Linked DNA regions of Homo sapiens: region 2 is linked to region 1. The links are chromatin loops, found by intact Hi-C in ENCODE. Cell type or tissue: A673. All regions are shown on one strand.

Region 1 (8,000 bases):
GAAGCCTCTTCTAAGCCATACTAAGAACTTTTGATTTTTCTCAGACAGAAAAGGGAGGAAATCTGAAAGATTTTAAGAGAAGGGACATGATTTCACTTATGTTTTAGAAAGATTACTTTGACATTTGGCTGGAGAATGAATTGGAGGCCTGTTCGATCACAGTAATCCAGGAGAGAAACTGTGAGTACCTGAGCTAAGAATATGGAATAGAGGAGGGAGGACAGTTCTTGTAGAGACCTATGAAGAAGGGAGATGAGGAAGACAAAGAAATCTAGGTGACCTTCCAGGGCCAAAAAGAAGGTAAGGAAGAGATTCATCAATGAAGCTGAAATATTACATGAGTCTTTATCAGAGCCTGAAATTCATCTACAACCAGGGTTGGATTACTGGTATAATATATTTGGCAAATTGCAGTGGACCTATAAACAACATTAATAGGCCTATAGAACAAACTCTGCCACTTACATTACTATGTTCCAGTGAGTTTTTAAAATTGAATTATTGTTGCTGTTGTGTTGCTGTTGGTAGTAGCAGTGATGTTGTTATCTCAAATATAATACATTCCTACTGACTAGCTAGATAATAGTGCATTTGATAATTACCTTGATATCCTATTCAAACATATTCTACATTTTAGGGTTTCACTCAGAGTAGGTTTTTATTCTGAAGGAGCATATATTTACTTTTCAGATCCCCTCTTAACATTGGACATAGGTAAACTTCTTTTATAAGGTTTATAATGTGCAAACATATATTCCTTTTTATGCTACTGGTCTATTTATTGGATTAACTAGAAGGATTTGATGTGAAAGCTTAGAATGATATTGAAAACACATCACTTCTATTGTAGCTAAGAAAATCAGCTTTAGAATTAGAGACCTTGTATTGGGCATTATGTGTAGACCTTTAGCTTTTTATCACAGCTGTTCTTTGTTGCCATGACAACAGAATTAACCGTTTCATTAATATCAGTGAGAAAAGACACATATTTATGCGTGTCTGACTTAGAATGTAGTCCCTGTTCAGGTTTCAAGACCTTTGCCATGCTCATGGGCTTGTTTTTATTCCTTAATATTTTGCTTAATGTTTCTACAGGATTTTCAAAGCAAAGTCTTATGTTTTTAAGATTAAATTTCTATTGGCTGTGTTGGTTTGGCTGCTTTTTAGTGTCCCCTGAGTGGCGAAATGAGCTTCAGGATCTGAAGCTAGTGAAAGCAATAGGAAAGAAAATTTAGTACAAAAGAAAGCAGTTACCCGTTACAAGAGAAGTCAGTTGTTTGTTTTTTCCTTCTTTTGAGCCCTACTTGGTGAAATGGGTGTTACTATAAATACTGAAGAGTAATCCCTCATCAAAATGGGTGATCCAGCTGTTTCTGTTGCTGCTGAAAGCAGGTAGTGTGCTGATTGCAATTGTGATGAAAAGGCAGAAAAAGTGTCCTACGACAAGTAAAATCCATTATTTTGAAAATAATACCTCAAGATAATAATTTTGCCCATTCCCCAAAAGCTACAATGGTTCCCTACTTGTTTGTATCTGGCTTTTCTTTTGAAGGAAAAAAAATGATTCTTAATAAGGAACTCTCTATAAATATTCATACTTTTAAAGACCAATGCAAAAATTCCCTAATTACCATTGAAATAGTTTGAGGAATCTGTTAACTCTGTTTTCTATTCATACACTTTAGCTAAATAAGGATTATCTTTAAATAAATTGAATTATTTTCTTCAAAATTATTATTATTAATTTCTATATTTTTTGAACACCTATCATGTCTAAGTAAATTTGCAAAGTGCTTAAAATATGTTATCTCATTTAATACATGAAACAACAGCTATATGAAGAAGGTACTGCTATCCTCATTTTATGGTGAAGGAAACTGACGTTCAAAGAGAACTTGTACAAGATTTCACAATGAATAAGTAGGATTTGAATCTTAATAGATCTGATCCCAAAGCCAGCGCTGGCATTCATTAGGGAAAGTGCCACCCTCAACTCTTTGTTTCTGCTCATATAAATATTGTAACAACACGTAAAATATTTACATTCCCTCCAAGGCATGTTGTCCTGGGAGGGGGGAGAAAAGTCTGAGAGAAGATTGTTCATAATAATTAAACTCATAAAACAAGAAAGCAGGTTTGAATCAGACATAAAATCTTTAAACCAAGAATGGTTTGGTGAGGCTAACTGCACACATATGAATAATTTTCAGTACTGAATAAAGACTTTGTACCAACCATTGAAATAAGGAAAAGACTTTTTACAGAACACAGGAGGTTTTTATTTTTAATTTATTTACTTTTTTTACTCTTTTTAAAGAACAGCTTGACTGAGATATAATTCTAATACCATAAAATTCACCTAAAGAGTACAAGGTAATGGTTTTCAGTGTACTCACAAAATTGTGCAATCACTGCCACAATCAATTTTAGAACATTTTTTATCACCTCCTTCTCTAAAAAACCCTTGTGCCCATTGTCACCATTGTCTTCTTTTCCCCTCTCCTCCCCTCCCCAATCACCCCAACTCTAGGAAACCATTAATCTACATATCTCTATAGAGTTGCTCATTTTGGACATTTCACAAAAATAGAACCATACATTATATAGCCATTAGTGTTTGGCTTTTTTTACTTAGTGTAATATTTTCAGGGTTCATCCATGCTGTGGCATGTATCAGTACTTCATTTCTTTTTATGGCTGAATAAGAACCCATTGTATGTATAAATCACATTTTGTCCACTGACAGACATTTGGGTTGTTTCCACGTTTTGGTTATTATGGCTATTATGAACAATCCCGCTATGAACTTTTGTGTACAAGTTTTTGTGGGGACACATGTTTTCATTTTCCTTGAGGCTCTGTTTGTTTTTATGTCATCCTTATCTAATAAAAAGGTGGGGCTCAAACATACTCTGGTGACCAAAGACCTTGTGGAATTCTAAACTATAATCACATCAGAGCTTTACTTTTACATTCTGTGAGTTATACGTTAGAGACAGAGTGATTAATTCAGACACCATTGCTCAGGGTTCTTAGCCACTCTTACAACTTTCATGAAGATATTCAACTCATTCTTTTCTAAGTGACAATAATTATTGAAGCTCTTTAAAACCCTAAATTTAAAAAGTACAAGAAAGCATTTACATAAAATAAAACTTACTAAAGTCTCAGATAGAATAATCTATCTTACCTACTTATCAAATATACATTTTTGAAATACTACTTCTTCAATTCAATTAGATGCTTAGATAAATAAGACCTAAAACAGTAGAAGTGAGTGGCACTCTATTTTTCACTTCTCAGTACTAACATTGTGAAGGATTCTTCAAGTTTCTTCTCTTCCAGCGGTGACAAAGCTAAGACCTAGACTTCAATAGACCCAAAGGAGTGGGTCTGGTTTCTTTTTCATTAAGTTATATGATTCAGTAATAGATGAGAATGTTTTGTAATTAGAAATAAACACATCATTTATTTGTTGAGAGCAAAACTCTATAGGCTGTTCCTAATGGGGAGCTGTTTCCTTGAATTGAAGGTGAGAGTTTATCTTCGGTCTGAGTCATATGGAGGAATCATGAGAATCATAATCCCTGCTAAGGTACAAAGAGTCCAGAGGAAGGTTAAGAGTAAATTCTTGATATTTTTAAAAGATGACTTGTGGGTTCCAAGCATAGCATTAACTTCCATTTTAGAATCCAATAGAAATTGCATCAGCTAATAAGCTAAATGAGGCTTTTTAACAGTTGCTTCTCATCTCTGCACAAGAGGGCAGCCTTTCACCAAAACCAAGGAAACACTTGGGCAGAAGTGTGCTAATGTATATAGAGACCCCCTCCAATCATAGAACTTCCATGAAGAGCTCCCTTGACATAAAGAATGAAGAAATTATGAGATAGTTAATACCATGTGCCCGTGTGCTGTCAATCCCAGAAAATGTCTGCACATTAATATTGCCACATAAATGTTTGCAGTTTCAGTGATATTTTGGGTTTAATGTTACATAAATATTGTTTGAATTTCTTAAACTACTGTGGACAATTATGGACTATTGAAATTAATGATAGGAATAATACATTTTCTAAATAAAAAAACCTATTCGTGCAATTAAATCACTCGACCCTAAATTTTTTTTCTATATCTCATGAGAATGTTTTCTTAGTGGTTATCCATTATTAGATTTCAAGGTTTTAGAATCAAATTGCCAAAATCAATTCCAAATGAATAATAATTCATATTGGGACAATTATAAATTTAAATTATAAAATACAGTCAAAAAGATTTACCGAGAAATTAAGAGAAACCAAAGAGGGTTGCTATGTGCATACACTTCCAAAATAATTAACCACATTTGCCAGGAAATACATAATTTAAATGTATCATGATGAAACCAAAATGCGATTAAAAAGGGGGCTAAAGTTAATTTGTCACATAGAAAGGTAAATGTAACTGTCTTTACATTCAAAGCTTTGCAACAATATTTTCATGAAGTGTAAAGTAACCACAACCCTTTTGTTTCTCTTCAAGTTTATGGAACTTTCAACTAAACATTTCACAGGAAATTACTGTCTCCAAGAATATAAAAGGTTTTATATAAAGGATGCTGATCAGTTGTTCTCCATGGACACAGAGGTGCAAACAAGCAGAAATTGGTTTAATAAAGCAGAAGATATTTCAACTGGACACAAAGCAGAACTTCTTGACTATCATGGAGATAAAGAAAAATGGGGGAATCTTTCCAATAAATGTTTAAAGATAACTGTAAAAAAATCTAGTGAAATGGATAAGAGATGTCTTTACTTTTACTACTTATATTTACAAAATTGAGTACTAGACAGAAAATAATGTGTACACAATATCATTTCAACCATTTTATTTTATGTTTCAATAAAGTAATACTTTCATACTAATAAACTAATAGAGCAAACAAGGAATAGCATTTCAATTTCCTTCAGGTTTTTGTTTTGTAGATAGACACAAGTATATTTTGTCATATACATTGTAAGAACTGGGCTTCCTTTACATAACATTTACTGGTGGGGAAATACAAAAGACAGCCAATGTAGATAAAAATGTTTTTCAATTCTTACTTGCTCAACAAATTTTACCAAACTGAAAGCTCCTTAACTGTAGGGACATTAGGTGCCAAGTACTCTGTCTGGCACATAGTAGACTTTCAGTATAGGTTTATTGAATTATGTTTCCATAAAATTACAGCTTTTTTCTGTATCATTATGAGAATCAAACTCTAATTCTTAGTTTCATTTTCACAGAATGCAAGCAGGATTGGAGAGAGAGCTAAACTGGAGGTATGTATAATGGTTTATAAAGCCCTTTCACAATTTTCATGAACCTGTACTACTTTTCACTTGCTTTTAAGCAAACCATACTAACCAAATACTTACAGTCTTTACTGAGAGTAAATATTTAATCAACAACAAATATTTATCTGAAATTTGCTATGTACAAGACATCATGCCAGGTGCTAGGGATGCAGCTATAAGCAAGGTAGGCACTGTTTCTGCCTTCCTGGAGCTTACATTCTAGAAAATGTAACCAAATTCAGTTGGCAATTAAGCATTTAATTACAGGTGCTATAAGTGATACAAGGAAGAAGTCCAGGGAGTTATGAAAGAATATTCACAGGACTTACTGATGGAAGGGAAAAAATGTCATTACAGGATAGAAATCATTGAAGTTGAGAACTGATTTCATAAACAGAGCTTCAAAGAGCAAGTAGCAGAAGTTAGGTGGGGAGTTCATGGAGGGTATAGTGGGATGATTACATGTCGGAGGAAAGAACATAAGCAAAGACCTAAGTCAGGGAAAAGAATGGCACCATACAGGAAAGAAAATGAGGCAAAGTTGCCAAATGTGGAGAGGGAGAGGAAGTTTCTCAGCATGATCAAAAGAGCAAAAAAGGCATAAAAAGATAAAGATGGAAGACCAAATGAAGACACTACCTGCTGCGGAGAGGCTCACTTCTCATTGGTCTTTCCTTTATTCCATACCAAAACTACCTTTCGTTGCTCTTCTGCAACTGATTTCTACAAGCCCCACCACATTCCTAACCACGTGTCAGTTCCCACTCTGCAGAAAACATAATGTAAACTCTAGTGCAGTTGCTTTTGCCTATAGAAGCATCTCTTTGAGGATTTAATCATAATGTAGAATATTCTCTATCAGTGCCATGCTGAAATGGGAGGCATAAATGATGCATAATTCTTGAAAACCCCATTGTAGACTTGGGTCTTTATAACAAAATAAAAGCTCCATATTAAACTATAAGGCATTATGCTTCCATAAAATAAATTAAATAAATGGCCAGCAGGGGTGTTTTACACAATTTATTGGTGCCCTCTACAGTCAATGCTACATCTCATTAGTGGCTCTGTCACTCATGAAAGATGTGGCACCCATCAGCATCCTTCATTAACTTAAAGCATGTGCCCACACATCAAATATATATTTTTTAATTATGGGAACAAGCTATAAAGCAGATGTGTGTGTGTGTGTGTGTGTGTGTGTGTGTGTGTGTGTGTGTGCCTGCCATGAACAGCAGAGAGCATTCAAAACCCTCCAAAGCTCTCTTTGTTTTTGTTTTGTTTGTTTTTTTTCTTTTTAACCAAAATGGTGAATAAGATACAGTCTCGTTCTTTTAAAGTTATTTCTCTCTACTGACTATTCCTGCTTGCATTCATTGCAATCATCCAGACTTTGCCAATTTTTTTCCTTCTTGACATTTCATTTTTAATTAAAAATGACATTTTAATTAAAAGGAAACATATGTAGAATAAACAGAATAACTCACCAACAGCAGAGAGCTGGGGCTGTCCTGTCAGCTCAGTTTTAACCTTTCTGGCTCACAAAAGCTGTGCTGGGCTTCTCCAATGCTTGCCAAGGCACATTCTCGACAGAGAGGAAGAAAAAGATGGCCATCAAACCAAGATCCACCCACATTCAGAAAACCCTGAGAAATGCAGAGGATGGAGAACAGAGAGGCTATACCCACTCCAAACTATATTATTTGGGACTTTCAGAACTAAAATATTAGTTTTTCTTCTGTTCAGAATATTAAAACTATCACTTTGGTGAAAGACCCCAGTTTTACAACTTTTCATGTTTACAGATGGCCTGATTTGGCAATCTTAAATGTTAAGGGAGTTAGAAATCTGGCAGGAGGTAAGCACAGCCAAAAGTAAAGAATTACAAATAAAACAAACTACCCTTCTATGAACATCCATAACTTAGAATACTTTGCACCTCTCGGGGCTGTTTCCCCTCCTATGTCAGAGCTGGTGTTGGTGGGGTCCATGGGCAGCTGGACGCCTCTCCTCTCCCTGAAATGAGCTGGCTCCTTGCACAAAAGCATATTGTGGTGTAGGAGGGAGTGCAGCAAGACTGTACAAAATGACAAAGAAAGAAACCAGCAGTGGCTACATACTGCATGAGGGGCAGACCGATGGTTCTCTAAGAAAAATCACCGAATAGCATTAAAAAGCCCAGGTCCTCAGAAACCACCTGCCAGTTGATGAGGATCAACAGGTAAATGGGTGACCCAATTTTCACCACATTGCGTGCACACCTTCTGACAAGCATAAAGGCACTGGGACAGACAGAAATCAGTCATGAATAGTCACTGTAATTATAACCCAGCATGAAGAAGGAAGGAAAGGAATATCATTTTGTGGCACCCACTAGGTGCCAATAGTTTGTCATTCTAGTTCAAAAGTGAATTATATAAGTCAGTGTTATAGGTTGAATTGGTTCTCAAAAATAGATACATGAAAGTACTTCAGAATACCAGTACCTCAGAACATGACCTTATTTGGAGCTAGGGTCATTGCAGATGTGATCAGTCAAGTTAAAACAAGGTCATAACTGGAGTAGACTGGGCCTCTAATCCAATGTGATTGGCGTCAATATAAGAAGACGGCCACGTGAAGACAGACACACACAAGGAGAATGCCATGGTGGCAAAGGCAGAGATTGGAGTTATGCAGCTG
Region 2 (8,000 bases), 70 kb after region 1:
CAGTGGAGACAGATCACCTCCTGATCTGTCTTGTATCTAGAAGGCTGTTGAAATGACTGTTGGACTGACTTGAGGATGATTTCATCAAACAATTGGCCAAACAGCCAATTTAGCAGTCCTTTGCTTGTTAGCAACTTGCCCTCCTTTCACCTGCCAAGGAATTAATTGTTTAATTAACTTGATTGCCTAGATTAACTAGGTCAGTTGTTTTATGAATAGACATTGCCTTCAAACTTGTATTCACAAATAATTTATTAAAGAGTGTGCTTTATTCTGAGATACAAAAGGTACAACACTAGAGGTCAGTAGTTCAAGGCTCTTCTCCATTTTGGTAACTGAAGAACTACTCGACCTTTTTATGTTTCAGTGTCTTCATCTGGAAAATGGGCTGAGCAGTGACTTTGGGGCTCCAAGTCACTGTTAATATTCTCTGATGCTTCAATACTCGTAGCAAAGCAGAGAAATGCATTTGGAAACTCCCATGATGCGTTTTACACCGTCACAGGCAGTTTTATGAGATGTGAGACCTTCTCGTGGCAAATTCACTTCTCCATAGGAAGGAAATTAGTAATTGGCTTCCTCAGTAAGCTTGATCTAATTCAACCTACACATTCTGGAGGGCAATTGGGCAGAAAAACCTCGGAAGCTATATAGCCGAAGAAAAATTTCTGACTTTACGAGTTAGGTAATATATTTTCAAAATAAAGAGTATACTTGGGAAATTCCTTTGTGAGATTCAACATGGAATAACAAAAAGTTAGGACTTGGGAACTTTGACTAAGAAAGTGTACACAGGAAAGACAAGGCTGGAGAAAACACTGAGTCCAAGGCTAATATGGATCATGAAGATGTAAGTTGCTTGGTTCAGGCTGGGTCTGTGATGAGAGCCTACTATAATTACAGACACGTTTTACTTGCATTATCTCATTCCTCTTTACTAAAATAAATAACTCTCTGAGGTGATTACTGATCTTATCTCCATTTTGCAGATGGTGAAGTGAGGACTCAGACCAAGCATCAGCCATTGCTTAAACCCAGGTATGTCTGACACCAAAAGCTGTGATAGTTCCCTTTACCCAATCCTTTAGGACACATTAAGCTGCCAAGTAGGTTGGTGCTTAGTTTTGGAAAAACACGTCCATTCTGAGTGGTCAGACCATACATTTCCTCATAAAATCTCTTGTGGTCACATTGGACACCAGTCTGATGGCTTGGGATTACTAGGTCATGTCAAGGTAGTCTGCAGAAGTTGAGTTTAAGGAAAAGGGAAGATTAAAATCAAAGAGCATGTCTTTCAGATTGAGTTGAATTCCTGGGACTCCCCTCCCATCCACTTAGGCCAGATGGGAAACAGTGTGAAATTGAACACAGAAAAATGTTGAAAGGGATATATATTAGAAAAAAATAACTCAAAGGGGTTCAACCAGAAGCACCTAATCTTGTCTCACTTCACATATTCTCAGCTCTGGTCTTCACATCTCTTCACTGCAGAGGGAGAAGTAAGATCTGCCCACTCTGCTTTTCCAGCATGCTGTAAAAGTAAATGAGGCCGGGCATGGAGGCTCAGGCCTGTAATCCTAGCAATTTGGGAGGCTGAGGCGGGTGGATCACCTGAGGTCAGGAGTTCAAGACCAGTCTTGCCAATGTGGTGAAACCCCGTCTCTACTAAAAATACAAAATTAGCTGGGTGTGGTGGCACATGCCTGTAATCCCAGCAACTCAGGAGGCTGAGGTAGGAGAATCACTTGAACCCGGGAGGCAGAGGTTGCAGTGAGCCGAGGCCGCGCCATTGCACTCCAGCCTGGGTGACAAGAGTGAAACTCTGTCTCAAAAAAAAAAAAAAAAAGTAAATGAAAATGTGTGAAAAGTGTTTCAATCTTATTGAAATTGGTTAAATGAATTCAGGGTGCTCTTTGTTATGCATTATTACAAGTTATCATTGGTATCATAAGTAGCAGCCATTTAAGAGAGCTCTACTTCATCTCCAGGCAGAGACTTATTTCTGCCACCCACTCAGTGGTTTTTGATAAAACAGATCTTTCTGCTGTAAAGAAAGCCAGCAACTGGCTATAAAACTATTTGCTTGGGATTATCTTTTAAATGACACAACTCTAGCAAGTTCCTACTCCGTAATATACTTTTGAGTTCTTCTTTTAACCCTCTGCATATTTTCATCTCTTTTCCGTGTGTGTGTGTGCATGTGCGTTTATGTGTGTGTTAAAGCCAGACTTTCAGGACTGAGACAGAACAAATGAATGCATCCTCAGGGGAAATGCTAAATCAGTGACATGAAGGTGATTTAAAGGTCTTGAGGGTCATCCAATATTATTAAGCTTAAAGCATAGCCCTGACTTCCAAGGAAATAGAGCCAGCTGAAACCAGCATCCTCAAATTTAAAAACTGAAATAAAAAAGAATGTTGTATTACAACTCCCATGTTTAAATAACTCAAAAAGAGAAAGACATTTCCAGAGAGAAAATAATTTTTTCTCTAGATTCATTACATAGGCGAGTTCAGCGCTTTTCTGAAAAGCTCTGTGCAGGATGCTTTTTAACTCAATTTAGTCCCCACTTTAAATTCTGTTTCTTAGGGCAAGAAAGCTTTTTTTAGAGCAGAGCCAGGTAACGGTCAGCCTCCTGGATAGTCTGAAGCTTATGAAAGCCATACTCATGCCTTTCATCTCTCCATAAAACTGTACACTCTCCTGATTACCCCAAATTACAATGTTTGCTGCTACTCTCTTTAATCAGATTTGAGCAATTCTGTTTAGTTAAAAAAAATCAAATGGCATTTCCCTTTCATAAGGCTTTGCACTTCATAAGAGGAGTGAATTCTGTTATTCTTCATAGCTCCCCATGAGAGATTTTTCCATTAACGTTTTGAAGCCATGATTGTTGTATATCAAGATACTCAGTCTTGGCCCCATGGTGGTGGATTGGATTACTTTGCTGATTTCTTACCTGCAGTGTAAGACTCCAATGTAGATTAGGACATGGTTTAAGAGGAATTATCTCCTTTTTTTAATAGATCACATACTGAGTTTCAAGCTCCAAATTCAACAGAAAATCAAGCTAATTGTTCATTTCTTCCAGGATATCCCTGAAGGATAATTGACCTCTGCAGAGCAACTTCTTAGTAGGAAACTAAATAATTAAGTTGAAGGAAATACATTTCTTGTTCATGATTCCAGTTGTAAAGGGTTCTTTGTATGTGTGATGAGATCATAACCCTGCATGCATTTTATACAAAAGATAAGTGCACCTGTTTCCCCAGTCTGTATTGAACTAGCTATTTTAAGCAAGACACATATCCAAATGACTATTATAGATAAAATCTATACCTTTTAAAGTTATTGAAAGAAAATATTCTCACTCAAATCAGGCCTCTCCTCATCTAATCTGCACCAATTGGGTTAATCCTTACACTAAAATCGCCCTACAAAATGATCTGGAAACATACGATATAGACAGTTTTATTAAATAATAGGTTTCATTGTTTTCCTCAATTGGCACATTCATATTATTTTAATATACTGTGCCTAACTGCCTATCCTATACATTTTCAGCTGTGGCAGTGATTCATACTTCCTAAACAATAAGAAAAGAATGCTATCCACAAACTCCTAATTCAGTAAGTGCACAAATCAACAGCCCTGATGAGGCAGTTGTACCTTCGATGCTGTTTATAAGCTTCTCAATGAAAAACATTGTAGTATACGGTCTTCTCAAAATAAGAGAACACTGAAAGAGAACTAGTATTTGCTCCAAACTCATTAAAAATCACTCTTCAATTACAGAGGCCTTGGCATTTCCTGGAGTCAATTCCAATTTAAATCAATTCAGTCAACGTAATTTTTAACTTAACAGTTATAACCTCCAAACAAAGTTTTGCCATTAAATATTTCAAGGTGCTAGAGAAAAAGGAAATGGTGTTCCCCAGCATAGCCTGAGGCACGGGAAGTCTGCCCTCAGAGAGGACAACTTTGCTAGCTCACTGCACATCCTAACCACCCCCAAAGTCTCTAATTTGTAAATTGCTGAATCAGTTTGTGCACATTTGGAAAATTACTGCTTTCCTGCAATTTTCTGTAAGCTATTGCTAAATTGTTCTGCTGAATGTTAGTGAAAAATTATATTTTTAAACCACCTCTGAATCCTAAAAGCCCATGGCACAGTATTCTGTTTGTGTGAGCAATTTAGCTTTATTAAGCAGCATGACATAGACTGAGTGAGCTAAGAAGCTTGGTACAGTATGTGCCCCAGAATGATTAGCCAGAGAAGCTAATCAGTTTCCATCCTGATTTTGAGAGTGGAATGGACACCTAGCAAGGAAGGAGGTTCTCTTTGGGTTGCTTTCCAGATAGACCTGACTCCCTATTTTGCCTTGGATATTATTAGAGAAATTGTTCCAGACAGTGGAAGTTTGGAGAACAGCACTTTCCAGACAGCATTTATTTCTGAACTTCTCTGTATTCAACCTTTTACCAAACCACCAATTGTAGAGTTTGCTTTGCTCATCTTGGGCAATAAGGTAATACAATGCCCAAAAAGAGTTCAAAGTACTCTATTCCAAAGGCAGAATTTGTCCATCCACTGGAAAAATGGATTAAGGTAACCCAGCTATAACTCCAAAGGTGAGAAAGACACATTTAAAGGTATCTGTTAGCATACAAAGTGATGGTAGCTCTGCAGACCAAGGCAACAGAAATGGTTACTGAAATCTGTTAGTCTGTTTGTGTCCTCCAACTCATCCCCTGACTGGAAGTTTTAGAAAGGACATATTGAAAGGAAACTTGCAGAAATTCAGTGAATCGTCCTGTGATGTGCTCTCATGTTTCACTGTGGGAAGTAATATTCTTGCTGAGCAGTTTGTTCCACTATAAATCTTTAGATATGCAGCCTTCTCTAAGATTATTGTATGAATTTAGACACACCATTCTGGAAACTAAATTAGCCTGCATTTACTGGGAAGTTGAATGCAGCCAGACTAATGGTAGTGCAAGTGTAATTGGTTCCCACCATGTGTCACTGTGTATACTTCTCAAGCCCCAGAAAAGATGCATTATGGGCCTAATTTTTAAATGTTAATGGATATTGGACACTTGCCAGACACCCAGCTGTGCACAAAACACTGGGATGGTAAATAGCTCATGATCTGTTTAGAAACAAATGATGATGGTTTTTAGGATTCCATGGGACTGACGGCATGGCTACTCGCTCAGACTTGGAGGCTGACCCCATTAATGGCATTGAAGGGAAGTGTTCTGATTTTTACCATCAAAATTAAAGAGCAAGGGCATTGTGTTAAAGCCTAAATTATTTTTGATTAATATTAAGGAAAGTCTAGTCTCTCACACCTATTAACCTTACCTGTGTTAACATAGCTGTTTGACAAGTGTTTTTGGTTTGTTTGCCTGTTTTCCATGGGATCGGGTCAAAATGAGAATGTCTTTATCAATTAGCTTGGGTGTAAACGCTGCAGTCAGAATGACCTGCTCACTTGTGCTTGCAAAGACAGCCTCACTCTCCCACCACACACCTGCCACAGGGCTGACAGAATGGCAACAGGTTTCCTTTCACTCGATCTGTTGCTGTTATCATTTTAATTGAAAGTCAACGAATGGAGCATTTTCTGTAAATTCTTTCTCTAAAAGGTCTTACTAATTGTATACACTCTGTCAGCCAAGCCTACTAGAAATGGCTTCTTTTTGTAAAAAAAGAAAAAAAAAAGTATTGGTGATGAGCTGTTTTTGATTAAAACACCATTAGGAAGAAGTATCATTCTTAGCATAAACATGGGAGAGAAATGGAGGCAGGGCGCCGTAGCCTACTGTTCCTCTGCAAAGAGGAACAACAGGCTGGTGTATTCTGCATCTAAAATGCCATCTGAGGCTATCAGCATGGCTTAAATATTTCATCAGCCAAGGAGAATATGAACATGAGCCGAGCTGGTCTGACATCATTTCTGGAGATGTGTGAGAAGCACTAGGGGAGCTCTAGTGTGTTGGCAATTCAACCACTAGCAATTTGTGTAGGGTGAAAGCAAGAGAAAATGACAAGAGAGGGAAGGTGCTGCCATCTGAATTCAGCTAGCATAAAAGTAAGAAAGTTTGGATTGGGAAGACTTTTGGCAATGATGCTACCCTTTTAGAAATTAGTAAGGATAACTCACTTCAGGAGGTGGTTTTACGTTAGAAAACTTTGTGGATGGATCTTTTGAGTAGCCAGCTTTCCTATTTATATCTTGTATTATTTTATTGTCCTTAGCAATAGGAGAACTCAAGCCATGGTGTTGGTCCATTTTCTTCAAGGGCAGTTTGGACCAAAAGACTCTGATGACTGAAAGATACAGATTCAAGTCCTGGTTCTACCACTTACCAAAAACAGTGTAATTTGAGGCAAATTGCAGTCTCTATAAACTCCGCTTCTGTAACCCTAAACAGGATTATGACTAAAGGTATGTAAAAGCATCTAGGGCACAAGAGTACTTAATAAATGCCAATAAGTAAAACTTTGGCCATGTCATGTAACAAGAGACAGTAACATTTTGAAGCTCTTTATATTTTTTCCTTATTTTAAATTGCAAGAATATAGTATTAAAAATAATATACCTCTTTTATAACATTTTTCTTTAAAAAATTTTCCTTTTTGATAGAAGCTTACTGGAGGGTGTATAGTAGCAACTGATTTTGGGGTATCTTCTAGATATTTCACTCTTCTGCATCTTATAATTGCATCTTTAGGAGGGAGAACCTAGGACAAATGACACAGAAAGCATTAAAAGGATAGGAATTATTTTTCCGCAAACCTAGTTTCCCCAAATCATCAGAGACTGAAGGTCTGAGTTCCTCACTTACTAAAATACAGATTTTAAAGGCTCAAATGGAATCTGAAATGGACTCTCCTTATTTGAACTAAGGCTATAATTTGGGGTGTCCTACAACCTGGTTTGGGGAGTCAAGTATTTTATTAGAGACTATTTTCAAACCACGGATTCAAATATTACTTTTTAAAAAGAGCTTTATTGATATATAATTCAAATAACCATAAATTCATCCATTTAAAGTGTATAATTAATGGCTTTTTGCATATTTGCAGATATGTGCAACAATCAACACAGACAATTTTAGAACATTTTTGTCACCTTAAAAAGAAACTCAGTATTCTTTTCACAATCACCCTGCTATCCCCTCCCCCAAACCCTAAGCAAGCACCTATCTACTTTTTGTCTTATAAATGTCCCTATTCTGTATTTTCATGTGAATAGAATCATACAACATGTAGTTTCTCTCACTTAGCATAATGTTTTCAAGGTTTACCCATTTTGCAGCAGGTACCAATACTTCATTCCTTTTAATGGCCAAATAATAGTACATTGTATGTTGTTTAACTGGTTGTCAGTTCATGGACATTTGGATTGTTTTCCTCTTTTGTCTATTATGAAAAATGCTGCTATAGGCATTCATGTACAAGTTTTTGCAGAAACATATATTTTCTTTTCTTTCTTTCTTTTTTTTTTTTTTTTGTTTTTTTTGAGATGGAGTCTTGCTCTGTTACCCAGGCTGGAGTGCAGTGGTCTATCTCAGCTCACTGCAACCTTTGCCTCCTGGGTTTAAGCGATCCTCCTACCTCACCTTCCTGAGTAGCTGGAATTACAGGTGCACACCACCATGCCTGGCTAATTTTTCTGTGTTTTTAGTAGAGACAGGGTTTCACCATGTTGGCCAGGTGGGTCTCAAACTCCTGATCTCAAATGATCTGCCCATCTCGGCCCCCCAAAGTGTATACTTTGGAGCGGAATTGCTGATCATATGGTAATTGTTTAATCACATGAGGAATTGCCTTGCTATTTTCCAAAAGAGTTGCACCATTCACATTCCTACCAGCAAGAATAAAGGTTCTGATTTCTCCCTGTCTTTGCCAATGCTTATTGTTATCTAACTTTTTGTTTCTAGCCATCCTAATGAGTTTGAAGTGGCATCTTGTGGTTTTGATTTGCAT

What was found. Peaks named below come from ENCODE experiments on the same cell type or tissue, not always from the same donor. Only the 100,000 strongest peaks of a DNase experiment are listed, where the experiment ranks them.
Region 2: it touches region 1 in a loop (2.2-fold over the local background); 3 of 110 quality-filtered maps call a loop at or near these places.

The regions. Positions count from the first base shown.
Region 1 is chr1:97,046,411-97,054,410 of GRCh38, reverse strand. No RefSeq gene overlaps it. Among named protein-coding and RNA genes, the nearest start is that of DPYD-AS1, 46 kb to the left of the region's middle. In A673, CTCF peaks have their summits at 3,764 (motif pointing right) and 6,319 (motif pointing left); a DNase peak (open chromatin) is centred at 3,800; H3K4me3 peaks cover 321 bases; H3K27ac peaks cover 1,194 bases.
Region 2 is chr1:96,976,606-96,984,605 of GRCh38, reverse strand. No RefSeq gene overlaps it. Among named protein-coding and RNA genes, the nearest start is that of DPYD-AS1, 120 kb to the left of the region's middle. In A673, no CTCF peak of the experiment used is centred here; DNase peaks (open chromatin) are centred at 3,065, 3,925, 5,095, 5,955 and 1 weaker place; H3K4me3 peaks cover 620 bases; H3K27ac peaks cover 5,616 bases.